Linked DNA regions of Homo sapiens: region 1 is linked to region 2. Evidence: read pairs that join two places in POLR2A ChIA-PET (ENCODE). Cell type or tissue: K562. All regions are shown on one strand. Links, peaks and the distances in the headings refer to the core of each region. The heading gives the core; the rest is flanking DNA. Region 1 overlaps BLACAT1 (BLACAT1 overlapping LEMD1 locus). Region 2 overlaps LRRN2 (leucine rich repeat neuronal 2).

Region 1 (8,319 bases), core at 149-8,148, 820 kb after region 2:
CAGGGTCTTGCTCTGTTGCCCAGGCTGGAATGCAGTGGCATGATCTCTTCCCAGGCTCAAGGGATCCTCCCACCTCAGCCTCCCAAGTAGCTGGGACTACAGGTGAATGCTACCATGCCTGGCTAAGTAAAAAAAAATATATATATATATTATATATATATATATTTAGTAGAGACGAAGTCTGGCTATGTTGCCCAGGCTGGTCTTAACTCCTGAGCTCAAGTGATCCTCCTACCTTGGCCTCACAGGCATGAACCACTGCGCCTGGCTCTTTCTCTTTCTTAAAAGCACCTTTAAGACTATGTGATCACATTGTAGTCCTAAACCACCTTCCCTGTTCCCCACACCCACCCACTCCAGCTGGCTTTATCCCACCATTATTTCTGAGATGGTAAGAGGCATGAGGCCTGGCTTCCTTCAGTTTAGAGATAGCACAACGGAGGCTCACGGAGTTCCAGGAGACCTGGGGTGTCTCCCAAAGCCTCCTTCTTGGCCCCAACACCTCACTTTATGTCCATACTCCTGACTCTTCCCCCCAGTCTCCATTCTCCCTCCTCTCAGCAGATTTGATGGAAACAAATGTTTAGCTTCTGCTGCTGCAGTGTATCACAGTGCAAAATAAACACGGATGCCCCTTCTACCCTGACAACATAATCCATTTACTGCAAAGGGATATAATAAAGTCTGTTTATTACAGCAATTAACAGAGCAGCGTTTGCCGGCATGCTTTTCAGTGGCAACCAGAAAAGTGCTTACTCCAGGTGCATAGATTCGGGAAACCATGCAACTTGAGCCAAAATGAAACCAATTAGAGGCTTAGTAAATGGGTTCCAGCCACCCCAGGAAACTTAACCATCCACGAGTCAGTTCAGCCGAGGAAGAACCTCAGTGCAGGAGTTTAGCATGATATAGATTGCTACTTTACAGAATTAATCCAGACCTGTCGCCAGGGTTGTGGTCTTGAGGACGTGAAATGTATCCGCCCAACACAGCCACCCAGGTGCTGGGTTCAAATCTCGATAAACTACATAGGGGTATATAGGTGGGGAACGTTAGCACCATTGACTCTCAGGGGTCTCTTGCCACTGCCATGGAGGTGGGGACATAAGGAGAGGACTAGAAGCTGGGCCAGAGGGAACAGACAGAGAAAGAACAGAAATCCTTTCATTAGACCCTGTCTTCAAGAGCCTGGATTGAAATGTGGCCATCTTGAGTAGGGGTGAGGAGGAATCTACTTTTCAGCCTGGAGAATATATGCTATTTTGCTTTAGGCAGAAAGACTGGACAAAGACATGAAGCCATTTGTTCCGGTTCTTTGGTGGAGGGACAGAAGAAAGGGAAGTACTGGTTTCAATTCCCCAGTGAATCTGATTGCTAATTAACCAAATTTAATTATCTATCCCCTTTTAGGAGGGCAGGGGTTGGCTTATACCACCAACAGGACATTCTTCAGAATGAAGTTTAATTTTCCCAAGAAGGGAAGTGGCTGCAGTGTCATACCTGTGTAGGAAAAAATCCATCCTGATTGGCAGCTCTTTTCCAGTCTCTCAGGGAGACCATGCAGAGTTTTGATCTAGAAAACATAAACCTGGGTGCCTGAGCCAGGTAGAAAACCAAAGGCTCAAAAGGGCAGAGACAAACCCCTGTTAAACAGTTCCCCCTGGCTGAGGGGTGACCTTAGGGGTTCCCCTTTTCTCCATCACTTTTTCCCATCCTCAGGCCTCTGGGAGAAGATGCTGTGTTAAAGGATGAGGGCAGAAACCAGCCTGGCCTCTCTGGAACAGAGAAAGTTAGAGCTTTGAGCATCATGAACAACGGGATAAAAATAGCAGTGTTGCCATGGCAACAGAGGCTGGGAGAGTCCTGAGGATCTGTCTGGGTCCTGCCATCTCCCCCTCCTGCCTTCCTCCCGCCCCTCAGATGGAACACGGGAATGAGCTGAAGGAGGAGAGACGGCTGCCCCAGAAGGGAAAGAGACAGACCAGCAGCCCACGAGGAAAACCCTTGAACTCCAGACCTGGGGGGTGGTTTCTGTCAGCTCCTGAGCTGCCCAGGTCTGGGAGCTCTTGGCTTTGGCAATTTCTTCCTCAGTATGACGACTTCCTCCAGGGATGCCCTGGGCAGCTACCGCTCACCCTCCTGGTGGATGGTTCTGACCTCCTGGGCTCCTCCGTGAAGAGTCAAGGTTCCTGTTTCTTCTTCATGATCTATAGTTCCTATCCCATGGAAATTTAGAGAAGCGAACCCAGGCGGACTGGCCACAATAACCCCGGCACAGTGGGCACTGACCACTCCAGGGATGGCCTGGGGTCCAGAGGATTCACCCTGACAAGGCAGATACCCTTGTCAGCAATATGGACTTGGGGGGCTGTGTTTGTGTTGGGAGCAGGGTGATGATGGTGACAGCTCTCTCTTGCTCTTGCTTTTGGGTCAGAGAGATAGAACATTCATTCCTTGGGAACAGATTCTGTTTCTTGGTTCTTGTGGTACTGTCAGCTTGATCACCTGCTGGACATAGCAGCCACCTTCAGGAGGAACACCAGACTTCCTGGACCAGCCTGCAAGGAGCCCACTGAACTCAGCAGCCCAGAGATTTTCTTCTCTGGTGAAAGCCCACCTTTGCAGTTGTGAACCAAGTATCTGTCTCCAAAAGTTCCAGCCACATCTGGGCACATCTGATAAGTGTGCCCTTTATAATGCGTGCCTTCCTGTGAGGTAGGGAGGAAATGGGACTCATCGCCACCTGTTATGGAGGAGGCTGGGAGAGAGGAGGCAATTTGCCAAGGTCAGGAGTCAGTCATGGCAGAACACTGGGGGGCTGTGGCTCTCCATCCAGAAACAATCACCAGCACATTCCACCACCAGCACATCTCCAGCCACTGGGCAAAATGCATATTCAGTCTGTAGACAGGACAAACTCCAGCCTGAGGCACTTCCCCTTGCAGAAGGCAAGGAATGAGGTGGGGTGGTTTGATCAGCATGGAGATGAGCACATGAGGAGCTGTGCAAAGGGAAGCCCATGGGTTACATAACTGGAGCAGAGCGCCAGTCCTTGAGATCTCTTCTAGAATCACTTGAGCATCTATCTGCAGGTGGTTGTGGTGGTGGTGGTGGTGATGCTGTGTGTATGTGACAGAGAGAAAGTGAGAACGTACATAAGAGTGGCGCCTGTGATGGCCTAGACAGGACCTGGAGTCAGAGTCTAGGCCAACTGACTTACTCCCCTTGGGCCTGGCTGTAGGAGGGAAGAGAGGCAGAACTGCAAGGAGTCCTGGGCCCTGGCTAGGGGAAGATTCTAGCAGAAGCTCTGGGTGACTTGCCTTTCCCTCTCACTCCCCCTCTCACTTCTCAGAGCCACCATACCACTTCCATCCACCCTCCAGATATGTCTGTTGTCTGCACGGAGTGCATCTGTGAGGGCAGAGGAAACCTGCGACCCTCTGGTTCCACAACCCTATGCCCCACTGAGGCTCAACTTCCCAGACTCACAGAGCCCTGGACTCCAAAGGAGACTTAAGAGGAAATTTATGTAATCCCCTATTTATAGTTGAGGAACCTGAGTCTCAGAAATAAGACATGACTAGTCTAAGGTCACATAGGTCATTAGTTTCCAAGCAGGGCTAGAAGCCAGGAGACCTGGCTCCCAGCTCAGTGCTCCTTGCATCCCACTCTAACACTTCATGTGTATTTCAGTTAGTTAATTATTGCTCTTTTTTTTTCCTAAAAATAACAATCTCCCTATATATTTCTATGAACCCATATGCTACATGCAAAAAGCCCTTCCCTGGGAGCAGAGAAGGAAATGACATTCTGATAAAAAGGTTTCAACCTGAGACAAGAAGCCCCTTGGGTCCTGTGGGCCAGGGTCCTAGGCAACACTCAAGTCACAAGGACCCCAAGCACCCTTCACACTTCTTGATCTTCCATTCAGCAGCCTGAAGCCCAAGAGGGAAAATGGCCATGGGAAGTCCTCGCTTTACAGATGGGGAAAACTGGCCCCCTCACCCATCTGCAAGGAGGAATCAGTGCCACGCAGCAAGAACAAGAGGCCTGATCTCCTCCACAGAATCATCTACCCATGTGCCCCTCCCTCACCCCAAGAGCTCAGGGCCCCCACCTCAAGGTGGAGTCTCTGGGAGAGAACCATGGAGAGAGGATGGGAAGGCAGGGCAGCCAGGCCAACCCTAGAAGGAGCAGAAGCCTGGCCCGAAGTCAGAGGCCCAGGGCGCAGGGTCTGCGAATGCTGGGGCTGCTTTGGCCTTTCCCTATTCCCTGGGCTCATCCAAGGGCCTAGAGGAGGGCACAGGTGTCCAGACTGCTTCCTGAGATGCTAAAAGGAGCAAAGTCCCCATTTTCCTGAGAAGGAAACTGAGGGACAATAGAATGTGGGGTTGGGGTGTGCCTGGCTAGAAGCTGCTACCTCCTGCTCAGACAATTCCAGCTGCAGTGCTGGCCCCAACCTCAGCCCTGGGTGAAGAAGGGGCTGCCGGCTTGGAGGCAGAGGACAACTGGACCTCCACTCAGAACACTTTGACCTTGGGACCCCACCCATGTTCCCAAAGCCAGGGCTCAAGATATCTAGTATCCCTCTGGAGCCAAGGGAGTTCTCCCGGGGGAGGAAGCTCTCTGGATGGGCTCACTGCCAAACCCCTGCAGCTGCAATCCCTGCCAAGGCCTGAGAGGCGCACAAGGGGAAAGCTCTCCTCGGCCACCCGCTCCCCAGGACGTACTTTCTCCACTTTCCTAACCTTTCCTCCTGGTGAGCCTGTGTGGTCAGGACATAACACCCAATATCTCTGAGTCTCCGGGGATACAATTTCATCCTCTGCCACAGAAGTGACTTTTCTAGGATTGCAGCCTCGCAGGTGACCGCTAGGGAAACACATGCCCTCCAGGAGGCTCTCTGGCCTCTGTATCAAGGTAACTTTTTCTGCCCATCTCTTTGCCTCACCCAAGGCCTCTACTATCCAAGAGGACAAAGAACCAGGGAGTTTTTCTTCTGTCCTTTGTGACCCCACTGGCCTTTATTGCTGAATCTTGCTGTTCCCTTGAGGGAAGGACTTCTGTTTATAATTCTTTGGATATAAAAGGAAATAACAGATTGTAGAAGGTGGGGGCTAGGAGGTAGGGGCAAAGGAAGGGGTTGGAGGATGGGAGGAGGAACTCAAGCTGTGCTCAAGCCTCATAAAGACAACCTGAATCCCACCCAATCTGCCCAAAGCCCAGGAAAGGCCCCTGAGTGTGGGCATGAGCTGGGCAGGCAGAGGCTGCCAGCATAGAATGTGCCCTTGCTTCTCCCAGGTTTTGGGCGAACCAGCCGAGGAAGACTTTTGCCCTCCCTAGTTGCCCAGAGAGGCCCACATTCCAAGGAAAGGGGAGCCCTGACTCTCCTATCTTGGGGCCTTGCCCTCTCTACCCAGGTCACCTGTTTACCTGTCAGAAGGGCTATTCTGTCCCTGGGGAGCTAGAGGGGGTCTGACTTTGCTCCTTGGCTGAGCTGCTCCCTGATGAGGGAGAACAGGCTTACAGAATCTGCCTGAAGCATCTCTGCTGCTGGCATTCGTCTCTGCCTGTCTTCTAGCCCCGGAGAACTCCAGGATTAAAGACAAAAGGCTAAGTTATACCAAAATGAAGGGAGAGAGGAAGGAAGGAAGAAGGAAAGAGGGAAGGAAATGCTTTTTTCTTTTGCTTCCTACCTCCTGGAAATGGGCTGGGGGTAAGGGCAGAGGCTGAAGCTGGAAGGTTGGCGGGGGTGGGGGATGAGGGAAAAAGTCGAGGAAGGTCCTAGAGGTCCCCCCACCCTAAGAGTTTCCACTGAAGGCACCACATATGAACGCAGTCCCCTCTATGGCTTCTGAGGAGAGAAGAAAAAGGCAGGGGAGACAGGAGAATCAAGGGAGGGCACGGCTCAGTCCAGGAAAGGGGTCCCTCAGTCTGGCCACGGCAAGACAGTCCCTGAGGAGGGGAGTCAGGGCCTGGGGAACAGGCCTCCCCACATCTGTGATGCTGGCAAGGAGGCACAGGCATCATGAACACGGGTGGGTCAGGGCCGGGGCTGGAGGAAACACTGCTTTCTGGAGAGCAAGAACAGAGGGAGCCACGGAGCCACTGGCCACCTCTGCCTTCCTCCTCACTGGGCTGGCCACCTCAGGCCTGGCCCCACCTGGCCCAGGAGGATGCTGGCAGGGGGCTGGAAAAGGATTCTTGCCCCAGGTCCTGGAATCCCAGGAGAGTCTCACACTTCCGCCCTGGAGGCCTTCTCCAGGGTCAGGGCTGCTGGAAGTTCTCTGCTAGAGCAGCCAGTTTCCCATTTAGCAACAGCTCTCCTAGCCCAAGGCGGCACATGCCTCATGCGGTTACCCTGAGAAGAGTCCCCCGAAGCTCTCAGGGCAGGAAAGAAGTTTCACTCCTTGGCCTCCCTGGGGCTTCTCAGTCTCTGGAAGGCATGCGGCAGGTCCTGGGGTTCCCCCTTGTGTGGCTGGGGCCTCTCTCCAAGGAGGTCTGAGAATTGGAAGCTAATGGGTGTGGGCATGAGGAGGATGAGAGGCACACAGGAGGCTGATGCCCTCGGGTGAGAGTCAGGCTGAGAAGAGCACTGGCTAAATCAAGACTTAAGATACACACACGGCTTCCTGCTCCAAGCCCCAGCCAGAAGCAGGCACCATCAGGCCTGGGACCTGCTGGGGGCTTGATGGAGGGGCCCTGGTTCTGATCACACCGCCGTCTCCCGCTCTCTGTGAACTTCCTCCTTCTTCCTCTTCATTTTGCAGAAGCCGTGGAGACCACAGAAGCAGGCGAAAGTGAACTGGGGCATGCCCTACGCCAGGCTGGGGGAACACTCACCAGAGATCTGCAGGGAAAGGCAGGGGAGGGAGAGGGGGCAGGAGAAAGGCAGGAAGAGAGAAGCAAGCTGGGGTTAATGCTCCCAGAACCCTCTGGGTCTGGCCCAGTCATTGCCACTCCCTGAGGCGGCCCGCTAGGTCTCTCACACCGGCTGGGGGAGGAGTCAAGCCTCTAAACAACAGCTCTTTGAAACCTCAGTGTTTCCTGATCTGTGTGGAGCTGATGTCATTCCTCACATTGGAGACAGGGTGAGTCCAAGGGAGGAAAGAGAATGCCCAGCTGCTGCCTCCTTTTTTCCCCTCCCACCCGCTCTGCCCCACCTCATCACCATATACCTGTGGTTGGGGAACAGGAAGCAAGCTGGCTTAAAATAGCCTCCGGCTTGTGCCACCTTACACCAGGTTCTAGCTGGGGGCTTCCACTCGCTTCTGCAGGTTGCACACACGACAGGCCCTCCTCCATCCAAATGCGGACCCCTTCATCCAGTGTAGCTTTACTTTGACACCTGGGACCGAGTCAGATTCCTCCCTTCCTTAACAACCCCAAGTTGTCTGACACCCTAGGAAAGCCTATAGGGAGCAATTATACCCTTCCTTTGACTGCTCAGGGCAATGCAAATCCCATCCTCACCATGCAGAGAAGAGACAGCAAAGAGGGTTCTTTTAGCCAACAGGCTCTTTTATTTAGCACCTATGCTGGGCAAAGGGTTGAGAGGTAGATACAAAAGGGTAAAGACATGGTTTCTTCCCTGGCACATAAGTCTGAGGTAGAGGCTGAGGCTGGATCTGCCCCAGCTGGACACGCTGTCCCCCACCTCTGGCTGACCCGGCCCTCAGCAGGAGCCAGGGGCCGCTCTGGTATCTGTTGCAGTCTGGCTGGGGAAGAGAGGGAGCTTCAGGAGCTCAGCTTCAGTCTGCAAGAGTATCCCTTTCTCCAAAGGCTCATTTAGGTTTCCCTAGCCTTAACCACCTGCAGATTTTTCCAGTTCACCTCTCTGCCCTTCCTCTGCCCCTGGGCCTATGGAAAGGGAGCAGAAGTGCACTCAAGCCACTCAAGCGGAGAAGCTGAGAACAAAGGAAGGAAAGCGCCCTGCGTGGAGGTCAGGCCGGGGCCTGGTCTGAATCACTCCTCTCTCCAGGAAGAACATGGGGGCAAGCAGGTGAGTGAAGCCCAAGTGCTGCGGGGAAGGAGGGAGGCACAGGGCTATGCGGAAGGGGTTTGGAATAGGGAAGCATGAGGCGCCTCCCTTCTCCAGCCCCTCAAGCAATAGAGATTGCATAGGATGTCCTGGGTTACCCCAGCAAGGCACATGTGCAAAGTGGTTTCACTGCCTTTGAGGAATGTGGCATGGCCCAGATGGTGGCTCTCTGGACAGTTCCACTGGTCTGGACAACCTTGCCCTTTTGGAAAAACTTCCTTCGTGTTTCTCCAGACAGAGCCAAGGCCCACACCAAGCACAGTGCCCGGTGGATCCAA
Region 2 (8,319 bases), core at 165-8,164:
GGATGGGGTTGCCGTGGAGACCTACCTCCTGCAGGTTGGGCAGGGACTCCACCGTCTGCTGGTGCAAGGCACTGAGAGCGTTGTTGTTGAGCATGAGGGTCTCCATCTGGGGCAGGTGGTGGAAGGCGCGGGGGTGGATGAAGGACAGCCGTGGGTTATTGGTGATGTCCAGCTTGGTCAGCTCGGGGAGGTTCACCAGGGCAAACTTGTCGATGGAGACCAGCTCCTCCATGTTGTTCAGTCCCAGCTCCTTAAGGTGCAGCATGTTGGCAAAGTCCCCCGGCCCTACCCGCTGGAGCGGGTTCTTGTTGAGGTCTAGGAACTTGAGCCCGGGCACCTGTTCCAGTGCCCGCCTGGGCACCCGGGCCAGCTGGTTGTCATAGAAGGAGAGGCTCTCCAGGCTTTGCAGCCCCTCCAGGGCATAGTCGGAGATCTCCCGCAGGTTCATGCCTGCTAGCACCAGGCTACGCAGGTTGGCCAGGGGCCGGAAGTTCATGTCCAGGATGGCATCTACCTTGTTGCCGCCAATCATGAGTATCTCCAAGTTGGGCAGCATTTCAAACCAGCGGCTGTCAATGGCCCTCAGGAGGTTGGAGTTGAGGTGCAGCCGCAGCAAGTTGCTGAGGCCAGAAAAGGCCCTGGGGGCGATGCGGTAGAGCTGGTTGTGGTTGAGATAGAGTTCCTGTAGGCTGGCCAGCCCTGCAAAGCTGTGGTCCTCCAGCCGGGTCAGCTGGTTCTCCTCTAGGTGCAGGCTCAGCAGCTGGGGCAGGGCATGGAAATCACAGTCTCGGGCATCCGAAAAGCTGTTCTGGGACAGGTCCAGCTCTGTGAGATTGGCCAGGTAGCCCAGCTCACTCTGGTCCACACGGACAATGCTGTTGCTCTGCAGGAGCAGGGTCTGTGTGCCTGCGGGGAGTGCCGGGGGGACTGCCGTCAGGAATAGGTCATTGCAGTCCACAGTGGTAGCCTCGCGGTAGGACGAGCGGGGCGTATACCAGGGCCGGATCTGGCAGGCACACTGAGGGGGGCAGGGAACATGCCAGGGTACCACGGGCACAGCGGCAGTGGCACCAGCCACCCAAGCTAGCAAGAGTGGGGCCACGAGAAGCCTCATGGTGGAGCTGCAGGGCAGGGGACCATTCACAAGAAGAGTCTGGAGTCCTGCTCTTTGTGTTTTGCAGGGTAAGGGTCAGCAACCCTGCCAGGGCCCAAGGAACCACCCTCCCAGGGCAGTCATTCTACACCGGGCGTCACTTCTTGCCCTCCTCAATATGCCTTCTCTTCCTTGTCCTCTGGGGCTGGGCCTGCTCAGTCATTGCCAGGCCCCATCAGGGGCAGCCCTGGAAGAAGAGGATGCAGAGTTAAGGAGGTTGCAGAGAAGCAGTATCTACCCCTCCTCCCGTGTTTGTTTGTTTGAGACAGAGTCTCATTCTGTCACCCAGGCTGGAGTGCAGCGGTGCACTCAGCTGACTGCATCCTCCGCCTCCTGGATTCAAGCGATTCTCCTGGCTCAGCCACCTGAGTAGCTGGGATTACAGGCACCTGCCACCACTCCTGGCTAATTTTTGTATTTTTAGTAGAGATGGGGGTTTCTCCATGTTGGCCAGGCTGGTCTCGAACTCCTGACCTCAAGTGATCTGCTCACCTCGGTCTCCCAAAATGCTGGGATTACAGGTGTGAGTCACCGTGCCTGGCCCCTCCCATGTTTTTTGACTCAACAAGCCAAAGGAGCTGCAGAGGTAATGGCCAGGCCTGTCCTTAAGGCTTTAGTGTCCTTTTCTATGACCTGCTCACAGAGTGAGTGACTGTGAGTCTTCAGTGAAGGAGAGGAAGGTGTATGTGTGTGTATGTGTGTGTGTACATGCACATGTGTGTTTGGGAGGGAAGGAGAGTGGATGGGCTGAAATTATTGTTATCTTCAGAGTCCTTCTGAGCCCAGAGAGATGTGAGGTAGGTTCTCTAACCTTTCTTACCTCTTTCCTCCCAGCCTCCTTGGCTCACTGGGTAAATGGAAGATAAAATGATAAGTTTCCAGAAGTTCCTCTGGCAGTGTAGGTGGGAGGTGGGTGAGGGTTGGTGGAAATAAGTACAGCTTCTAAAATCTGGGATGGGCTCCCCAGGACCCTAGAGGTGAAAGGCAGCAGACCTGACACATCCAGGCAGGCTGGGGTGTTCTGCTGCCCAGGATCTTCTGGGTGGGGATATTGCTTTGGTGTTTGCCAACTTCCCCACCCTGGAGGCAGGAGTGTTTCTCCTTTCCCAACAGCCTGGCAGTGTTGCCCAGGAGGAGGCAGTGGAGTTAAGAAGCCTGGGTCTGAGCTCCTCAGCTGTGCAGGTAAGACCTTCTGTGACCTGGCCCGGCCCCTTCACCTGGCTTCTCTTGTCACCACCCCACTTACCCGCTGCACACAAACCTTTTGGGTTGAGGTTACCGTGACATGCCACCCCTTCTGATGTCTCCTCCTCATTGTCTTCCAGACAACTCCTACTTGTTCTTCAACGCTCAACTTTAAGTTCAGTCACCACCTGCAGAAGTCTTCTCCAAAACCTCCCCACCTGGCTGACTAAGGGGCTGGCTTTATGCTCTTGCAGTACTCATGCTTCCTACTGTCACAGTTCTGACCACACCGTGGGAAAACGTCTCTAACTAGAGACCTGTCTTGCCTCTTGTGCCTGTAGTACGGGATGGGTGCCCAGTGTGTGTTGATTGTATGAATCAATCTCTGTGACTCCAGAGTTCCTTTCTTCAGGAGATTAGACATCACCCCTGCAATCAACAATGCAAGCCACTGCTGTTTCCTCCATCCTGAGCATGAGGAACCTATCCAGTTTCTCTCTCAGATGCCAGGGCCATGAGGCAAGTCCAGCCTTGGCCTAGAACCAAAGATGGAAACAAAAAGGGGCCAGACTGTGTTGCCTTCTTGAGCCTGGTCTGACTCCTGAGTGGAAGTCTGATTCCAGGTAAGTTTTTAGCTACAAGTGTCAAGGAAATGCACAAACACTTACTGAGCACCTACCATTGCTCAGGACTCTTTGAAGACTCTGAATGTCTTTTTTCATATGACTCTCATAACAGGTACATGAGATAAGCACTAATACCTCCAGTTTGCAGATTAAGAGACTGAGGTCCTGAAGAGGTTAAAGAACTTGGCTCAAGTCACATAGCTGGTGAGCAGCAAGATACAAGAATCAACCCAAGTCCAGGGGGCTGTGTGCCGTTTACACTTCACATCTGTGCTGCCAGGTCTGTCTGATCTGACCCTGCCCTGGGCCTCTGGAGGGTCTGGGATGCACTGAATGCTGCAGCTGCAGGCCCTGTGCCTGTTCTCGTCCCCTGGGGTGATGACTCCTTACCAGGCAGCTGCAGAAAGCTTGGAGCTATGTCTCCTGCCACCATCCAGGCAGGTGCCTCTCAGCGGGCCAGAGGGGCTCTTCACCTCCCTCATCCTGCTTCCAGGATGCTAGGGCTTGGGAGGGGAGCAGCTGGAGGCAGGGTCCCGTTCCCTGAGCAGGAACACAGCAAGCCTATTTACATTTGGCTACTTCCCACTTTCCTCTGCAGCTATTTCTGAAGGTGGGAAAAACAACCGCGACTTCAAAGGCACAGAGGTTTTGATAGGGGTGTGTGTGCACCGACACGTAAAACTCAGTGTGAACAAACACATGTGTACACATGCATGCATGCCTGCATACCTGTGCAAGGGGAACCCAGCTACCCAAGCCAGTGTATGGGGGTCAGGAAGCAGGGAGGGAATTTTGTGGTGGTCTAGGTGGGTGGAAAGGAAGGAGGGAACAAGCTGAGTCTCCGAGAGGTCCCTGTTGTGGAACTGGATCTATGGCCAGTAATCCTGCCACACTTACATACCAGAGACCCCTGACTGCCACCTAGACCTGCTGTGAGAGAGCAGACCTACCGGCAAATAGATCAGGACCCAAATCGCGGCCCTACCACTCACTACCCAAGTACCTGAGGCAAAGCTACTTGACTGCTCTGAGCAACCATTTCCTTCTGTATTACATGAGATTGTCATTGGAGTTAAATGAGTGTGTTGCACACAGAAAGAACTGGACAAATGTTAGCTCTCTTCCAGCTCCAGTCATCCCTCAGGGTCAGGAGGTTCTCCAGCTATAGGACTTCTTAGGGGACAATAGAAGTTGGCTCCTAGGACTCCTAGGGCTCGATAAGTTAGCAAGTGCCATGCTAGTTGGGGAGGCAGGTTCAAAAACACGAAACAACTAGGAGAGCCCAAGACATTTCCCAAGTGGAGAGAAGGGTGAGGGCTGGAGGAGGTGGAGAGGGGTCTTCAGCTGGGCCCCAGCATCTCCCTGACCTTTAGACCCTACCCGAGTCCAGTTTCCCTTCTTCATCAACACTTGGTTCTAAGCGCTGAGTCCGTGCTCAACTGCACTGAGGGGATCAAGGAACCATTTAAAACTTCATTGAAACCCTCCAGGCACTTGCCTTTCCCCTTCACCCCAGACTGCTGCCCCTTCCTTCCCTCCCCTGGTTGGGCTGGGTGGATGAGGCAGAGGTCGTGGCTCCTGGGCCGGGAGCCTGGGGCTGGGCCTCGGGATCCAGAGGCAGTGACTTGATGACTCATGTTCACACTGCACCTCTGACCCCAAGGCTTGGCAAAGGCCCAGACAAGTCCACCCCCTCACTGCTGAGCATGCAGCTCTTTCCAGGATGCAGCTCAGAGCTGCCCTCTCACCTGCCATCACCACCTAAGGCTGCCTTGCACATGGCCCGCTCATGCAGGCTGATTAGCAGTTTCTACCGGGGAGCTGCAGAGAAAGCTAATTGTCTTTCATCTGTAATCTCCAGGGGTGATCAGGAGTTCAGACTGTCACGTGTATACTTTCCCCAATTGGATTCCGAGCTTCTTGAGGCAGGGGCCATATCTTACATGCTTTTTGTGTCCCCAGAGCACCAAGTGTAGGATTGAGCATGTAGCAGGTGCTTGAGAGTTGCTATAGTGAAATGTGTAGAGAACACGCATTGCATTTAATCCCCCCAACAACCCTGTGTGTAGGCAAGAAGGGATTATTTAGCTCCATTTTGCCAGGGAGGCAACTGAGAGTCAGAAACGTTAGGTGATTCATCAGAGGTTGCACAGCTTCTATGCAGTGGGGTCAGGATTCAAACCCAGGGTCTTTGACTCTACATCCTGCCTCACCAGCCCAGCCAATGTGGATCAGCACCTGTTTTACAGGAGCAGAGGGCAAGGCTGCCTCAGTTGCAAATCCCTTCAGAGAAAACCTGAGTCCTCAGCTCCTCCACGCACCTGCCCCCTGCTGGGCCCCTCAGCTCCTGTTCCTTGACTCCTGCCTAGAACAACCCCCCTGGGGGACAGTGTGGGGAAGGACACTGTTCCTGTGTGTGTGTGTGGCTGGGCCTGGAACCACAGGGACAAACAGAGCCAGCTGCTGCACACAGACCTCAGCCTGCCTTCTGAATGGGGGCTGGGGGCTGCTTTTTGCGCAGCCAGTGACTGCTGGCCAGCTGTGGGCTTCAGGGACAGGAGACAAAAGCCCTAGAGCCGTATTCCAAGAAGCAGGGTTGGTTGCCCACTCCAAGGGCAAGTTTCTCTCTTGGAAAGGCTGGTGCTGCAAACCCTGTCAGGTCTATGTTCTCGGGGCTGTTTCTGTGGATTTAGCGGAAACTGTGGAATTAATCCACAATGCCCCTGATTAAACTAAGACCTTTGGCAAAGGTCTGAAGGAAGAGTTTTGGAGACGCTGTCACTACTTTCTCCCTTCCCTGCTTCTCAGGCCCCCGGCCCCAGCACAGCCCTAGTGCTCCTGCCTGGTATTGGTGGATGCAGAGTCTCCTCTCTCCTCTCCTCCTCCCTCCTCTCCCTGGCGGTTCCCCCCCCACCCCCCCCCCCGGGAGCTGAGGGTCCAGAGGGAGGGTGGCAGGTGGTGATCGATTGCCTGGCCTTGGCTGCTTCAGTGCCAGGACACCCTTCTCCCCACAAAGCTGCGGAGAGAGATGGGCGGCATAATTGAGTGTAGCGTTGATAAACTCCGGCCTCCTCACCAGCAGATAAGCGCTGGGTGGGAGGGATGCTGAGGGTGAGGAAGGCCAGTCCTCCATCTGCATACCTGGCCTCCAGCTCCTCCTGGGAGGTAAGCCTGGCCCCTCACTTCCACCTCCCATTTAATCACACACAACCAGAACCTCAGAGCTGGAGGAGACCTCAGCCTCAGCGTTTATCTGCTCTTCCAGAGTCTGAATTCCATAAATAACTTATGTGAAGGAGGAGTGGTGGGGCGTGAGCCTGGCTCTGCTGTTTGCTGTGTGACCTTGGGCAAAGTACTTAACCTTTCGAGCCCCAAATCCCTGAGCTGGGAATGGGGATAATGCCTGCACCCCTTCTGGAATTGCTGGGAGGAGTACGGGATGGAAGGTACATGAAGTGCCTGTTAGTTCCCTCTGTTGCTTCCCAGCATTGCAGCCTCTCCTTTCATCTTACCATACATTGGATTGGAGCAAAAGTAATTGCGGTTTTGGCCATGAATTTTAATACTAATACTAATACCTAATACTTCTCATCTCTCAACTTTTGTAATAAACTTAAAAAATATTGTTGAGGTATAACATATGTACGGGAGAATACATAAATGTCCCTGATCCCAACATGCATAGGTACAAGTACAACCACCACCCAAATCAAGACATAAACATTTCCAGCACTCCAGAAGGTTCCTACGTATGTGCCCCTTCCCAGTCAATATCCAGCCCCCACCTGGAGCTAACCACGGTCCCGACTTCTATCGCCGCCAAGCAGTTTCATCTTGAAAACCCAGAATTCCCCTTCCTTTTCCATGACAAGTTGGGACCAGGGTCTTTGGAATTAGGTTACTCTGGCATTAGGGAACTTTAAATCCACTTCATTCCTCCCCCTACTTCAAAGTGGGCTATAGCGTCTTAGAATCTCATGTTTAACCAGTGATCTCCAGGAAGAGAGGCTGATTCTTCTCTCTCTTTCTAGAGTTCCCGTATCTAAAAATTGCTCTCAGCCTTGGGGCCCAGCTCTGGCCAGCATCCTCATGGCCTGGGCCTGGGAGTGCCATGCTGCCTTGAGGGAGGATGATGTGGGTGACCTCCTGGCCCCCGTGCCCTCTAGGCCTTCTCATCACAGAGTTCTGGAGCACTAGGCAAGAGGATGGATTGGGGGTGGCCAGGAAGGAGGGGCCCAGACCTGCACTCCTAACCATCCATCCCCTGGGTCACTCTACTCGGCAGTCTCAGAGGCTCCTCCCATTCTGCTTGTCCTAAATGCAACATCTCCTCCCACTGCCTGGCTGTGCTGCATTGGTCCCATTGCCATCAGCACCACCGTCCACCAAAGGCTGGAAATGCCCGCCCTCTTCATCTGCCCTCTCCCACCTCACACCCCCTACCAAAATGCTCACACCTACCTTCTCTTTTCACTTCTGGCCTTGTCCTGTACGGTGGCCTCTTTTGGGCTTTCCTGCTCACCTGAGAGAGCCACACTTCCCCTGACTGCCTCTCATTCCCAGACACACCACACCCTGGCTATTTTTCCTTCCACACCTTGGGCCTCTCACTGTGCCTGCCGTGCCCTTTCCCAACTTCAACTATTCAACTCCTCTTCAGCCATGAAAACCCATCCCAAATGCCACCTCCCCTGTGACGCTTTCCCTTAGAGAAGAGTGGTTCCTCCCACAGCTGCCCCCGAGACTCTCTGAACAAACCACAGTGGCAACTTCCTCACTGTTAGGCCATGAGTCTGTCTTCCCAACCAGACTGAGAGCTCCTCGAGGAAAGGATGGTTTGTTACGGATTTTTGTGTCCCTAGAGCCTAGTACCGTGCACTTTCCCTTGCAGGACTGAGGGGTGCTCTGCCGTGAACTGTGAATCACAACCCATTAGTAGGTCATGAAAACAATTTAACGTGGGTCACGATCTACATTAAAAAAATGAATAGAAAATATCATACTGCATTGTATGCGGCCAGACTAAGCATTGTTTTGAGATGCTGCCCCCTATTTTATACACACGCATTTGTGCACTGGGACATGATACAAGGCTTTTTCTTTTTTCTTTTTCTTTTTTTTTTTGCCTAGGGCTGTAGCTATAAAAGCTTGAAAACCATTACTCTGAGAATCTCTCTGTTGGGAAAATGAGTCCCTTCAACTCTAGTTGTTGCCACTGGGATGCTAACAGAAAGCAAAGTCTCAGAGGAAAGATGTGGCATTCCTGAGTGTCTTCCATGTACCAGGACTTCTATTTGCTAGCCACTTTATGTTCCTCATCCCATCCTTCTGTGAGGGACATACTTTTCAGATGAG

The links. ChIA-PET counts read pairs that join two places held together with the same protein. Peaks named below come from ENCODE experiments on the same cell type or tissue, not always from the same donor. Only the 100,000 strongest peaks of a DNase experiment are listed, where the experiment ranks them.
Region 1: POLR2A ChIA-PET joins it to region 2 with 5 read pairs; 1 of 35 experiments calls an interaction of 5 or more read pairs at or near these places.

Annotation. Positions count from the first base shown.
Region 1 is chr1:205,434,213-205,442,531 of GRCh38, forward strand. It overlaps BLACAT1 (BLACAT1 overlapping LEMD1 locus), which reads right to left. Exons shown (of 2, transcript NM_001397426.2): 2 at 674-6,850. The coding sequence starts at 6,814. The coding sequence ends at 6,713. It also overlaps a transcript of LEMD1 not described here. Among named protein-coding and RNA genes, the nearest start is that of MIR135B, 10 kb to the right of the region's middle. RefSeq lists enhancers at 3,863-4,444, 5,607-6,186, 6,187-6,768, 7,170-7,289. In K562, for the core only: CTCF peaks have their summits at 4,692 and 7,041; DNase peaks (open chromatin) are centred at 4,669 and 6,969; H3K4me3 peaks cover 234 bases; H3K27me3 peaks cover 2,180 bases.
Region 2 is chr1:204,618,879-204,627,197 of GRCh38, forward strand. LRRN2 (leucine rich repeat neuronal 2) reads right to left here. Exons shown (of 2, transcript NM_201630.2): 2 at 1-1,340. The coding sequence starts at 1,114. LRRN2-AS1 (LRRN2 antisense RNA 1) reads left to right here. Exons shown (of 13, transcript XR_007066814.1): 9 at 1-2,335; 10 at 2,479-2,961; 11 at 3,077-3,244; 12 at 8,095-8,319. Among named protein-coding and RNA genes, the nearest start is that of LRRN2-AS1, 59 kb to the left of the region's middle. RefSeq lists enhancers at 1-680, 681-1,539. In K562, for the core only: CTCF peaks have their summits at 1,124 and 5,314 (motif pointing left); DNase peaks (open chromatin) are centred at 4,603, 5,333 and 6,133; H3K27me3 peaks cover 1,179 bases.